2 separate regions of the Homo sapiens genome follow, and region 1 is linked to region 2. Evidence: chromatin contacts called from ENCODE Hi-C or POLR2A ChIA-PET data. All regions are on one chromosome and are shown on one strand. Each heading gives the region's core, a stretch centred on a gene start or an enhancer-like site at or near the end of the contact. The rest is flanking DNA. Distances are from core to core; before and after follow the strand shown. Region 1 holds the start of DSN1 (DSN1 component of MIS12 kinetochore complex). Region 2 holds the start of AAR2 (AAR2 splicing factor).

What was found. A loop is a pair of places that touch in the nucleus more often than their neighbours do. ChIA-PET counts read pairs that join two places held with the same protein, here RNA polymerase II (POLR2A). Pooled maps may share reads with other maps.
Region 1: a pooled map shows a loop between it and region 2 (6-fold over the local background). The contact joins the promoter of DSN1 here to the promoter of AAR2 in region 2. A Hi-C loop is called at or near these places in 6 of 50 pooled maps. POLR2A ChIA-PET finds 5 or more read pairs at or near these places in 2 of 52 experiments (T-cell and activated B cell).

Annotation. Positions count from the first base shown.
Region 1 is chr20:36,771,145-36,777,786 of GRCh38, reverse strand. DSN1 (DSN1 component of MIS12 kinetochore complex) reads left to right here and starts at 4,024. Exons shown (of 11, transcript NM_001145315.2): 1 at 4,024-4,125; 2 at 6,314-6,362; 3 at 6,594-6,642. The coding sequence starts at 6,329. It overlaps MTCL2 (microtubule crosslinking factor 2), which reads left to right. Exons shown (of 15, transcript NM_080627.4): 15 at 1-340. It overlaps LOC124904894 (a long non-coding RNA gene), which reads right to left and starts at 2,652. Exons shown (of 2, transcript XR_007067574.1): 1 at 2,569-2,652; 2 at 695-982. RefSeq lists enhancers at 3,173-3,719, 3,679-3,758, 3,769-3,908, 4,039-4,098, 3,720-4,265.
Region 2 is chr20:36,231,510-36,237,863 of GRCh38, reverse strand. It overlaps AAR2 (AAR2 splicing factor), which reads right to left and starts at 1,386. Exons shown (of 4, transcript NM_001271874.2): 1 at 1,361-1,386. LOC105372602 (a long non-coding RNA gene) reads left to right here and starts at 1,398. Exons shown (of 3, transcript XR_936695.2): 1 at 1,398-1,506. It overlaps EPB41L1 (erythrocyte membrane protein band 4.1 like 1), which reads right to left. Exons shown (of 22, transcript NM_012156.2): 22 at 5,065-6,354.

The sequences.
Region 1 (6,642 bases), core at 2,775-5,274, 540 kb before region 2:
GCCAATACTGTGAACCCCCTTCCCACTCAGCCTGGTTTCCTGGTGAGGGTCCTGCAGTCATGGGCCCTGGGGGACCCCCAGGGCAAGGCCCATGGGAGGGAAGGGACCAAGGGCATCCTTGGGCCAACTGTCCACCTCTCTTGTCCACTATTCTCTCCTTTCCACTTCTGTCTTCAAAAGGCTCCTTCCTAGGATGGATCGGGTGCTAGGACAACTGCAGTCCAATCCACCAGCTCTCCCTGCCCCTGTGTCTTATTTCAGACATGAGAATAACTGTACAGTGTAAACTTATAAAGCGTTTTTAATGGTTGTAGATTGGAAATAAAGTATGTCATATGAACAGCTGCTGTGGACTTGGCCTCCTCTCTGATTTTTCTAATGAGGTGGGTGGGGGCCCCAGCGGATCTGAAACCTAACTTTTCCCCACTCCCAGCTGCCTGGGAAGTGGGGAGCCCAGGGAGGCCACAGCCAGCTGGCTGGTTTGGAGTCACTTGGGAGGGGCCACCAGGTGTTCTGGCTGCTGCCTGCTGATACTTCAGCGTCTCCCACACAGTGTGATATGACCACTGAGAAACAAATGCAGTCTTCAAAAAGAAGAAAAATAGAATTGAACTTTTCTACAAAAGACTTTAACAATTTTATGAAAAAAAAAAAGACACTTTTAGGTGTGTGTCAATTGTCTATTGAAGCGTAATTAATTATTCCGAAACATTTATTATACCCCACAGATGCTATGGGTCAGGAATTTGGGAGCTGGGCAGTTCTGATTCAAGGTCTCAGGAGGTTGCAGTCAGTTGTCAGTCAGGCTACAGTCATTTGAATGCCTGATGAGCTGGAAGACCCATTTGCAAAGTAGCTACTTATGCCTGGCAAGTCATTGCTAGCTGTTTGCAGGAGGCCTCAGTTCCTCACCATGTGGACCTCTGTAGGCTGTTTGCGTGCCTTCACAACATGGCGTCTGGCTTCCTCCACAGCATGTGATCTATGAGAGAGCAGGGAGGAAGTCACAATGTCTTTTATAGCTAAGCCTTGAAACTCACAGACTAGGCCAGGCGCGGTGGCTCATGCCTGTAATCCCAGCACTTTGGGAGGCCGAGGCGGGCAGATCACCTGAGGTCGGGAGTTGGAGATCAGCCTGACCAACATAGAGAAACCCCATCTCTACTAAAAATACACAGTTAGCTGGGTGTGGTGGTGCATGCATGTAATCCCAGCTACTCGGGAGGCTGAGGCAGGAGAATCGCTTGAACTCAGGAGGCAGAGGTTGCTGTGAACCAAGATCGCGCCATTGCACTCCAGCCTGGGCAACAAGAGCAAAACTCCGTCTCAAAAAAAAAAAAAAAAGCCACAGACTATAATGTCTATAATGTCTGCAATATCTAATTGGTTATATAGACTAGCATTCTTCAGCATGGGAGGGGACAACACGAGGGCATGAACACCAGGAACCAGGGGTCATTGGGGGCCATCTTAGAAGCTGGCTACATGATACTTCATAGATCTCTTCTATGAGGGGCTAATAACAGCCAGGCATGTGCTAGGTATTGAGGATACAATGGATGGGCCTGGAAGATATGAAATCAAATGTTAATGGCAGGGGGAGCCCAGGGTGCTCAGCCAGCCCAGAGGAAACAAGAAAGGCTTCACAGAGGAAAGGACATCTGAATGACACCTAAGATTGAGATGTTGACCAGATGAAGGCCATGGTGGTGTGTTGTAGGCACGGGACTGAGGGGAAGTGGTTCCAGGGAGAGGGAATACCATGTGTGAAAGCCTCGTAGAAAGAGAGCAGAGCAGAACTGGGGAACTGAAAGAAGAGGCTGGGTCAGATCACACAGTGCCTTTTTTCTTTTTCCTTTTCTTTTCTTTTTTCTTTTTTTTTTTTTTTTTTGAGATGAAATCTTGCTCTGTTGCCCAGACTGGAGTACAGTGGCATGTTCTTAGCTCACCGCAGCCCTGGCCTCCCAGGTTCAAGTGATTCTCCTGGCCTCCCAGGTTCAAGTGATTCTCCTGCTTCAGCCTCTCAAGTAACAGGGATTATAGGTGCATACCACCACACCTGGCTAATTTTTGTATTTTTAGTAGAGACAGGGTTTTGCTATGTTGGCCAGGCTGGTCTCAAACTCCTGACCTCAACTGATCCGCAGGCCTCAGCCTCCCAAACTGCTGGGATTAGAGGCGTGAGCCACCACACCCAGCCTAATGACACAGTGCCTTATAGGGGAAAAAAATGTGTGCCTCCTGTGGACAGGAGGGAGCCATGCAACAATTCAAAGCAGGGAAACGATGTAGAAGATGTATTGGGTCTGTATTCCATGAAATCATTTTCTCATTGTGCCCCAGGATGGCCAGCCCTAGCTGGGAAGGAACACTGAGTTCTCTTCCTGGCACGTTGACAGAGAGGAGTTTAAGAGGCAGGCAAGCATAAAAGGAACTGGGTACCTCTCAACCCCAGAAAGTGATATTCAGGGAGCCAAGGGCAAATCTCTGCTTTCAGAATGGCTGCTGCAGCCAGCAGGCTGGAACCACAGGGTGGAAATTTCAGGAAGGCAGATTTTTGTCTCCCACCAGAAAACTTTTCCAAGGACCACAACTGCTATGGAAGGATGACCACGGTCAGCTCCAGCTGCCTCTCTCCAACCCCTCTTTTGGACTGTGGGCTGCTTATAATTCAATATTTGGAAGTTTTTCTGTGAAAGAAAGGACTGTGCACATCCAAGGGGACATTTTGGTGGCGTCGTGCTGGGTGCTGAGGAAGCAGCCCGCTCTCTGGAGCCTCCTAGACCAGCATGGGATAGTGGAGCAGGAACAGATTGGGCTCCTGGGAGCACAGAAAGGACAGTTGGTTTTCAGCCTAAGGCCAGAGAGAATGCTTGGAGAGAAATCAATCATTCCTTAGCTGAGGCTTAAAATTCGAGGATGTGGCCGGGCGCAGTGGCTCATGCCTGTAATCCCAGCTCTTTGGGAGGCCGAAGTGGGTGGATCACTTGAGGTCAGGAGTTCGCGACCAGCCTGGCCAACATTTTTAGTGGCCGTCTCTACTAAAAATACAAAAATTAGCCAGGCGTGGTGGTGGGCGCCTGTAATCCCAGCTACTCGGGAGGCTGAGGCAGGAGAATCGCTTGAACCCGAACCCGGGAGGCGGAGGTTGCCGGGAGCCGAGATCGCGCCACTGCACTCTAGCCTGGGCGACAGAGCGAGACTCCGTCTCAAAATACAAAAAAATTGGAGGATGTAGCTAGGAAAAGCAGGGAAAGCCTTCCCAGGCAGAGGGAACAGCGCCTGGGAATATAGCGCCTCAAAGGGCATCTGATGCCCTGTCCCCGTCCTACCCCTAAGGACCAGCCCGACCTGCCGCACCCCCCGACCCCGACTAAGGACACTGCGACCACTTGGGGGCGCTGCGACCTCCTCCCGGGTGAAATGAAACCCGAGGGCAGGCCCCCACCCACCAAGCAAGTAAAGCAAGCCGTTTGAGGGAGTGGCCTGGAAATGAGAGAGAAAAAGTCCTAGAGCAGGAGTGGGATAGACTGTGAGGCAAACTGAGCTCAGAGCTCCAGTCCACCCTGGGGAGAGTCACGGTCCACATTTTGGGAGTTAAGGAGATAAAGGGAGTGGGAACCAGAGCCTAGCGACGGGGACAGGGCATCAGATGCCCTTTGAGGCGCTGTATTCCTCCGGCAAGAATCTCTCCGGGCCTCTGTTTCCCCCATCTTAGATGGGCTCTGGGGCCGTCGGGCGCAAAAGGACACGATAGTGTGGCGGGTCCCGGAAAGGGACTCCCGGGCGGGGTGTTGCGGGGAGGTGGTGACGTGGCCAGACAGGACCTAAAGGACTTGGACTAGAGGAGCGGAGCTGGCAGGAGCGTTGGACGGCGGTGTACGCATGCGCGTCGGGCGGCGGTGTACGCATGTGCATCGCCGGAGGCAGGCGTTCTGCGCGCGCGTGCCCGAGAAACTGACGGCCGCGCATGCGCCCTTGGTTGGCGGGAGTTTCGGAGGCGGTGACCGTGACGTAGAAGGTGGAGACCGCTTCACCCTGATCAGGGAGTATCGGCTGCGGGTGCGCAAGGCGTCCAGGAGTGACCTGGGGCTGTGGAGAGCGACCCGTGGCCTTGTGTTTCAGGTACGGAGGTTCCGGACTGGACGGGCGTCAGGAAGTCACAGACTTGTCCTCTGATGTGGCCCCGCCCGCCGCCGCACTAATCTCTTCGGCGTCGTACCCGTCGGCCCAGCTCGACCCGCCGCAGCCCCGGCCCCGACCGTGGACACTGGGGGTCCCCGAGGGCGCTGCGACCTCCTCCCGGGTGAAATGAAACCCGAGGGCAGTCCCCCTTACCGACCCCATTAGAGACGTATCTGCCGTGCCAGGGGTCTAGGCTCCAGAAACAGGGGTGAGGACTGGGTAGAGGGCTGGGGTTCGAATTGCCCCTGTGCCCCCAGGCTGGCTGTGTCACAAGCTTGGGCCAGGCTTTTTGCCCCTCTGAACCTCAGTTCCCCTGTCTGCAAAGTGGAGTTAATGGTGCTTACGGAGTTGTGGAAGGGATTAAGTGGAATAACGATGCAAGTAAAGCGCTTACATAGCACAGGTCCTAGCACAGAATAAGCGTTTAACAGTTGACAGTTGTTGCTTTTCTAAGCCTGGATCTGTGTGATACAGTCGTTATTATCCAAGCCTGGATTTGTGTGATATTGTCATAAGGACCGTGGGGGATTCAGATCCTTGACCGAGCCCTCCTTGTTATCTTTTCCTTTTTGTCCCTCTGCATATATTCATATCTTTTTACTTAGCACCCCCCACAGACAGATTTCTGCTGGGAGGGAGGGGACGATGAAGAGATGCCTAGGTGACATCCCTGCCTTCCAGGCAGTTGTTCCTGACAGTCACTAGGAATACAAATACAGCCTGGCTGGGGAGACAGACATGTAAACAGATTTTATAGCCAATGCTACGAAGGCCAAGGGGCATAACCACCAACTCTGCCAAAGATAAGTGATGTGAAAGCTTCATATTTGAGCCAGGTTGGGAAGGATGAATAAGTTTAACAGGTAGAAGGACAGATATGTGCAAAGATTCAGAAGTAGTACAGGGAATAGGACTGGGAGGAGAGAGCAGGAATGGGTAAATTGGGACTAGTTTACCTGAGGTGTTGACTACACTTTGGAAAAGTCCCGGCAACTGTCTGAAGAATAGACTGGGCCGGGTGTGGTGGCTCAGGCCTGTAATCCCAGCACTTTGGGAGGCTGAGGCCGGGCGGATCACCTGAGGTCAAGAGTTCGAGACCAGCCTGGCCAATATGGGGAAACCCCATCGCTACTAAAAATACAAAAATTAGCCAGGTGTGGTGGCAGGCACCTGTAATCCCAGCTACTCAGGAAGCTGAGGCAGGAGAATTGCTTGAACCTGGGAGGTGAAAGTTGCAGTGAGCCGAGACTGCGCCACTGCACTCCAGCCTTGGCGACAGAGTGAGATTCCACCTCAAAAAAAAACAAAAACAAAGAATAGACTGGAGACGGGCCGTTGGAGGTAGAAAAACTAGTGGAGAGACTATTAAGATAGTGGGAGGGACCAGAAATTATGAGACCTGAACTAAACTAGTAACAGTGAGGCTGGGCGTGGTGGCTCACGCCTGTAATCCCAGACTTTGGGAGGCCTAGGCTGGTGGATCACTTGAGGCCAGGAGTTTGAGACCAGCCTGGCCAACATGGGGAAACCCCATCTCTACTAAAAATGCAAAAATTAGCCAGGTATGGTGGTGCATTCCTGTAATCCCAGCTACTCAGGAGGCTGAGGCAGGAGAATCACCTGAACTGGGGAGGAGGAGGTTGCAGTGAGCCAAGATTGTGCTACTGTACTCCAGCCTGGGCAACAGAGCAAGACCCTGTCTCAAAATAATAAATAAACTAGTAACAGTGAGAATGGAGAAAAGATTTAGAGACTGTTTATAAAACAGTTAGGACTTTGGATCTGGAGAACTAAGAATAAGAAGTAATGGATGATGTGGTTTTTCTAGTTTGGAAGACCAGGTAGACCATAATGTCATCAATGGAATTAGGGACTAGTTAAACACAAAGTAACTGGGAAGTAAGGTAGGGTATGTGTTCAGGGAGATTTGAATATTTCTAGCAATAAAGTGTATAGAAATTCAGAAGAGGAGGTGATGGCCCCTGCTGATATTCTCTGTCAGGGAGGTGGATAAGGGTAGCTCAGAGAGGCTGGAAAGCACACGGCCTATTTATTCTGGGGCTGTAAAGCCCCATTGAGACTGCAGTGAAACGTGAAGAACAGATCACTTCCATTTTCCTATTTTCAGAGTTTACCACCTAGGATGACTTCAGTGACTAGATCAGAGATCATAGATGGTAAGTATTGTAGTGAAATTCAGTACCTCTTACCTTGGGTTCAGGCTTCTGAGCTATACCCAAATCTTTCCTGGCTCCTGGTAGATTTGGAATCACATACTCATTATTTGCAGAGATGCTTTCTTTATGTTTCCACGATCTAGGGGCATACATTTACTTTTTCCACTTTTTTGCACAAATAGTTGTGGCGGGCTTGATCTTGTATTTTGACTTTTTTATAACAAATACTAGAAAAAGGACCAGTGATGTCTAAGACTCATGATCATCAATTGGAATCAAG
Region 2 (6,354 bases), core at 137-2,636:
TTGCAGTGAGCTGAGATCACACCACTGCACTCCAGCCTGGGGGTCTGAGCGAATTCCGTCTCAAAATAATAATAATAATAATAATAATAATAATAATAATAATAATAATAATACGTATCATCTTCCTATTTGTAATCCTGAATTCAGAAAGTATTTAATATTTGCTGAATGAACAGATATTCCATTTACAATAACAGCTCATCAATTAGCCATTTTCCCTTGTGACATCTGTGTGCTCCTCCTTGATAATGACGTTTCTTTCATGCTAATTCCACCAGTCTGTAATTCTATTCACTATATCTCCAGCAGCTGGCACAGGGCCTAGCACAGAGGAGATGCTAGGAAAACGTTTATTAAATATGCATAGAACTCTGCAGTCTACCAGCCCCTGTCACTGACAGCTCTGTGAGTTCCTCACAGTCCTGGAACACCTAAAGTCACATCCATCCACTTCTCTCCACCACCTCCCTAATCCAAGCTACCATCGTCCCTCACTCAGAGTGCTTGCTCCTCAACCCATTCTCCATTCAACAGCAGTAACCTTTTCAAAATGCCAATCTAATCACAACACCACCCATGTCAGCTTCTGAGTGGTTTCCCATATGGTTCTTGAAAAACCAGAATTCTTCCTATTACCTACAAAGCCTGCACGGTCTGACTCCTGGCAACCCCTTTAGCTTGTGTCACACAATGGTCCCCCACAAGCTCTCTGTTCCAGCCACAACGGCCTCTTTCAGAACCTGAAATTGGAGGCTGTCTCCATATAGAAAACTCTTCCCTCCCCACTTTGTCAAATCCTTTTTTCTGATCTCAGCTCAATATTCACCTCCTCAGTAAAGGTTCCTTGCCCTGGGGCTAGGTCAGGTCTCCTGTGATATAATCTGGGGTGCCTTGTACCTTTCCGTCTCAATGATCACAACTGCAGTTTTGGATGTTTGATTGAAGGCTGTCATCGCCACGAGACTTGAGTCCTGCTGTATCCCTAGCACAGATTCAACGCTTAGTAAACATTTATTTAATACAAGTATGATATCCATTTTGTAAACGAGAAACAAAGCCTCAGTTCGGGGAAAGACCTTACTGGAAGTCACGCAGAGAGTAGGGCAGAGCCAGGTCGAGTGCAATCAGGGTCTCCGGCCCCCAGGCTCTAAAGTTAAGAAAACCGCGACGTAACTCTGGCGACGGCTTCTCAGGAAGGGCCTCCAGAGACACCAGCGTCCCACAAACAGAGAACCAGCCGCCCCGGCGAGGTGGGCCTAGTTCAAGGCACTCCGTGACTCTGAGCCGAGAAGAGGGGCGGCCCAGCCACACATACACAAGGAATCAGGAAAGGAAAAAGAGGCCAGGAGGCCACACTCACCGCCTCGCCCCACGTTCCGGTACAGCGGAAACGCACCGGAAGTTCTCCAGCTTTGGCGTCTGACTGGAGCGACGGGGGAAGCGGTCCGGCAGAGCCCTGGGTCGCGGGAAGAATGGCCCGTGCCTGCAGGTTCCGCCGGATGCAAGGTTGCCTTTTGTTATTCTTAGTTTCTCGTTTTAGCTTCTGAATTGTGAACAACTTTCATTAACCTATGCATTTTATATCCCCGTCCAGAAACACAGCCACCAGCCATCTTACTTTGGGCTCAAGCAGTCATGGTCACTAAAGCACAGCCAAGGCTTGTACCAGTGGCTACTATTCAGAAGTAGCCAGTCAGGCGCTCGGTCACTGTCTTTGTCAGCCAGTCTCTATCCCGGTCACAGTGTCTCAGCTTCCAGTCACACTCAGCCCTCGGGGAGAGCCTCAGAAACCCAGCCACCAGCCCAGAGAGAACCAGCGTCAGCCTCCGCTGCTGCAGCAGCAGCGGTCGCCACCTCAGTCCCTCTGGCCATTATCACCCCGTGTCCTTCCTGCAGGCCAAGTCCTAACATCTCAGTCAGGCTATCAACGCACTAGGGAAGGAATCTGCCTGTCTTGTTCCTCACTGTTTCCCTGGAACCGAGCACAAAGCCAGGCACAAAAGCTCAGCTGAGTACATATATTATGCATTTAATTAATAATGATGATAATTTGGTATTAATAAATAACTATTTGTGGGTCTAACCCTGCACTATTAATCAGGGTTCCACCAAAGATACAGAGCCAGTAGGAGATCTATATTAAGTGATTTATTGCCAAGAATTGGCTTATGTGATTTTAGGGCAGGCCACTTGGGTATTTCTTTTTTTGAGACGCAATCTCACTCTGTCACCCAGGCTGGAGTGCAATGGCGCTATCTCGGCTCACTGCAACCTCCACCTCCTGGGTTCAAGCCATTCTCCTGCCTCAGCCTCCCAAGTAGCTGGGATTACAGGCGCCCACCACCGTGCCTGGCTAATTTTTGTATTTTTAGTAGAGACGGGGTTTCATCTTGTTGGCCAGGCTGGTTTCGAACTCCTGACCTCAGGTGATCTGCCCACCTTGGCCTCTCAAAGTGCTGGGATTACAGGCATGAGCCACCGTGCCCGGCCCACTTGGGTATTTATAATCCTTGCACTAACCCTTGTAAGGTATGTGTATTCCCAATTTGCAGAAGAGAAAACTGAGGTTCAAAGAGATGTTACACAGCCAGAGAATGGCAGAGCTAGAATGCAAACCAAGGGCTGTCTGTTCTTATCTCTTGTGCTGCTGCTCCTTAGCTTGTCTGTCACATTTCCTCAGTGACAGCTGGACACGCCAATCTGTCTCGGTCAAAATTTATCTCTTAGTGGGTTGCAGACTAGACCGGGCCCTGCAGTCATGGTTAATCACAATGAGCTGCTGCAGGATTAACCAGAGACAGCCTCCATCAGTCACAGTCATGCTTACCAATCTCAGCCTGTCCTGTCAAGTTTCATCTCCTGCATGAAGAAGCTCAGCTCCCTCTCCACCCCTCCCCACTCCCAGTCTTAAGTGCTGAGCTCTATGGTCTGGTCTCAAAGCTCCCTGTTTCAGTTGGGCTCACCGTCTTTTCAGAGACTCCAGGACACTGAACACTGGTTGTAGAAGCTGTAAATGGTGGCCTAGGAGTCCCACCTTGTGGGTCACATGTCCATTTAGATCAGAATTTCTCAACCTTGGCACTATTGACATTTGGGGCCAGATAAGTATTTGTTGTATGTGGCTGTCCTGTGCATTGTAGGATGTTTAGCAGCAACCCTGGCGTCTACCCACTAGAGCTAGTAGCACCCCTCAGTTGTGACAACCATTGCTAAATGTCCCCGGGGCGGGGGTTGGGGGTAAAGGAGGAGGGGTCATTTCCCCACTCTCAATGCAGTTGAAAAACACTAATCTGGGTGAACTTACCTTTGATTATTCGACAAAAGCCGAGTCAGGATGGTCCTTTATGGGAGACAGAAATATGGATCAGGGTGTATGGGGTCCTGAGGAATCATATGAAGACCCATTGTTTGTAAACCAAGTCCTATTCCAGAACCCTAGGGATAACAGATTGCTAAAGGAGACCTATAGGGAAAATTCAGAGAAGGATTCATAATGTTCCTCGCAGCAATTGCCTCTGACAAGAGACAGAAATCTGGAGAAGGCTGAAGAATCACTTTTCACTGCATAGTCTTTGTATCATTTAATGAATTACCTTTCCAAAGAAAATAAGTATTTAGTATTTGAAAGTATACGGAAATGCTCAGGATATATATACGTGTATATAGATATATATGTACATATATATACATATATGTACATATATATATTTTAAAGTATTTACAAAAGTATGTACAAGATGACCAACTCTGGAAAAATACATACACATGGAAAAGACTCGCTGGTGAGATTTGCAGCAATAAAGGTGGGCTGAGGTGAGTTGCTTGGTGGAATAAAAGGAAAGTGTGGTGTGTGCACCTCAGGTGGTCCAAGGGATGAGTTTAGGTTTTAAGTGCATTGTGGTTGTTAATTTTAATATTTTTGCATTTATTTTATGAAGACCTCCTTTCTTGGCAAATAACATAAGCTTTTCATTTGTGGAAGTAATATAGTTTCCTTTTTAAATGCATTTGCTTTTAACGTGAGTCAATTTATTTAGTTAGTTATTTTATTTTATTATTTTTTTGAGACGGAGTCTCTCTCTGTCACCCAGGCTGGAGTGCAGTAGCACGATCTCGGCTCACTGCAACCTCCGCCTCCTGGGTTCAAGCGATTCTCCCGCCTCAGCCTCCCGAGTAGCTGGGATTACAGGTGTGCACCACCACACCCGGCTAATTTTTTGTATTTTTAGTAGAGATGGGATTTCACTATGTGGGCCAGGCTGGTCTTGAACTCCTGACCTCAGGTAATCTGCCTGCCTCAGCCTCTCAAAGTGCTGGGATTACAGGCGTGAGCCACTGCACTTGACCTGAGTCAATTTAAAGAAAAATAAGTGAATAATGGGACAGGTGGTATGAGGATATGGGAACATATATAGAGGTTCTGGGCAAAGGCCGAAGTTGAGGATTGCTGTATTTTTTCCCACTAGGCTCCCATGTAGGGGGGTTACAGGAAGAGAGACTCCAATGTAGGTACTCTTCTTTCAGGAGGAGGGACCATGCTGTTTCTCCGCTCAATAAGCCCCTCCACGTCCTGGGGCCTGTATGCTTACTGTTCCCTCTCCTAGAATGTGCACCAAAGTTCCTCGCCTTTGTTGATTGATCCTTCTTTTCATTCAGCTCACAGATCGCCTCCTCAGGGAGGCCTTACCTGGCCACTGTATTTAAAGTGGTCTCCTTCAGTGACCCTCCTTCCCTTCTCCCGGTGTATTTCCTTCCTAGTGCTGAGTGCTCTGTAACGGACTGTTTGCCTGTGTTGGCATCTGTTTCCTCCACTAGCCTGTGGGTTCATGAAGGGCAGGGACTTTTGTCTTGTTTGTGTTGTGCCTGGAGAGTCACCCAAGGCCTGGACCACCTTGAGTTCCAAATATTTGTTGCATAAACATGTTCTAAGTTGGGATGTCTCCACTTCAGTTTTAGCCCCTCCCACAGTGCCAACTTGTACCAGTGGCCAAAGTCAGAGAGAGACAGTGAGAGAGAGAGAGAGAGAGAGAGAGAGAGAGAGAGAGAGGAGAGGTGCCAAGGAAGTATGGTTCAGCATCAAACACATTTATTTCACTTATATTGAGTATACAAGAACAGAGAGCACACGCATACAGCACGGAGCACTGAGGTGGGGGAGCATGGGGACGAGAAAGGAGAGAAGGGTGTGAGTAAAAAGGAACAGGACAGCATCGCAATTGGTTGTTAAGGTGCTTTTGAAAAAAAAAATTATTTCGAGTGATGTTGCTCATGCAGTTTCAGGCCAGTCTTGGAATGTGCTTGCAGGATTCAAAAACTGAAACAGGTCCTGGTACTTCCTGTACCCTCAGATGGAAAAGATCCAGAGAAAACAAAATAAGAGAAAATGAAGACCCATGAGATAGCAAAGTAGAAAAAGACCCTGGAGAGCATCTGGTTCTTTCTGCTTATTTTGCAAGTCGGGAAACTGAGGCCCAAGAGGGGGAATGGGGATAGCCTGATGTCACATGGTGAGTTAGGAGCTGAGCCAGGATGGTCACCCAGAACTCCTAACCGCCCTCAGGGACTTTTTCCACTATGCTACATGGCCTCCTGGGTGGAGAGGTGGCACAGAGAGGATGAGAAACAAAAAAGAGAAAAGGAAAAGTAGGTTGAAGACAGACAAGACAAACGTCTCTATTCTCTACAAAGAGAAGGATGGGGAGGAAACAGTGCCCTAGATTCTAGCTTTGCAGGTCCCCTCCTCCCTCGTGGCACTGCCTGCATCTCCGTAGAAGGGAGGTCACAGCATCCGCGGGATGGTGATTTCCCCAAACCCTGGTGGCCCATAAACTCCACAAGCTAAGCCTGGTCACTTCACCCCTGCCCCAAAGCCAGGTGCAAAATCCACAACAAGGATCCTCCCTCTGAGGTGTGTTCAGTGTGCTCAGGACTCCTGGTTCCTGCAAAGATGAGTTCCTAGACCGAAGTGGCCCAGAGAGGATGGAGCCACCACTCCAGCTCTTGACCCAGAAAGAGGGGGAACTCTCAAGAAGGGCAGGAAGAAGGTTCTGTGGCTTTTCCACCAGGATTGTAGAAAGAACCTGGTGTATGGAAAGTGTGCTGCTACACTCAGGGGGAGTTGGAGTGGACCCACCGGCCTGCACCAGGGGGAATGCCACTGATTCTGCTGCCCCGCTGAACTTCCCATTTGCCCAGAGAAGCAAATGCTATTCTGATTTCCTGCCCTGCCTCAGGCCAGCACCAGCTAAGCAGCTAAGGTGTATGTCATCACTGACAAGCCAAAGGGACGCATCTAACCTGGGCCGCCTGGGGGCATCCCTGGGCTATGCCCCGATAGGTTGGCGAGAGTGGGGA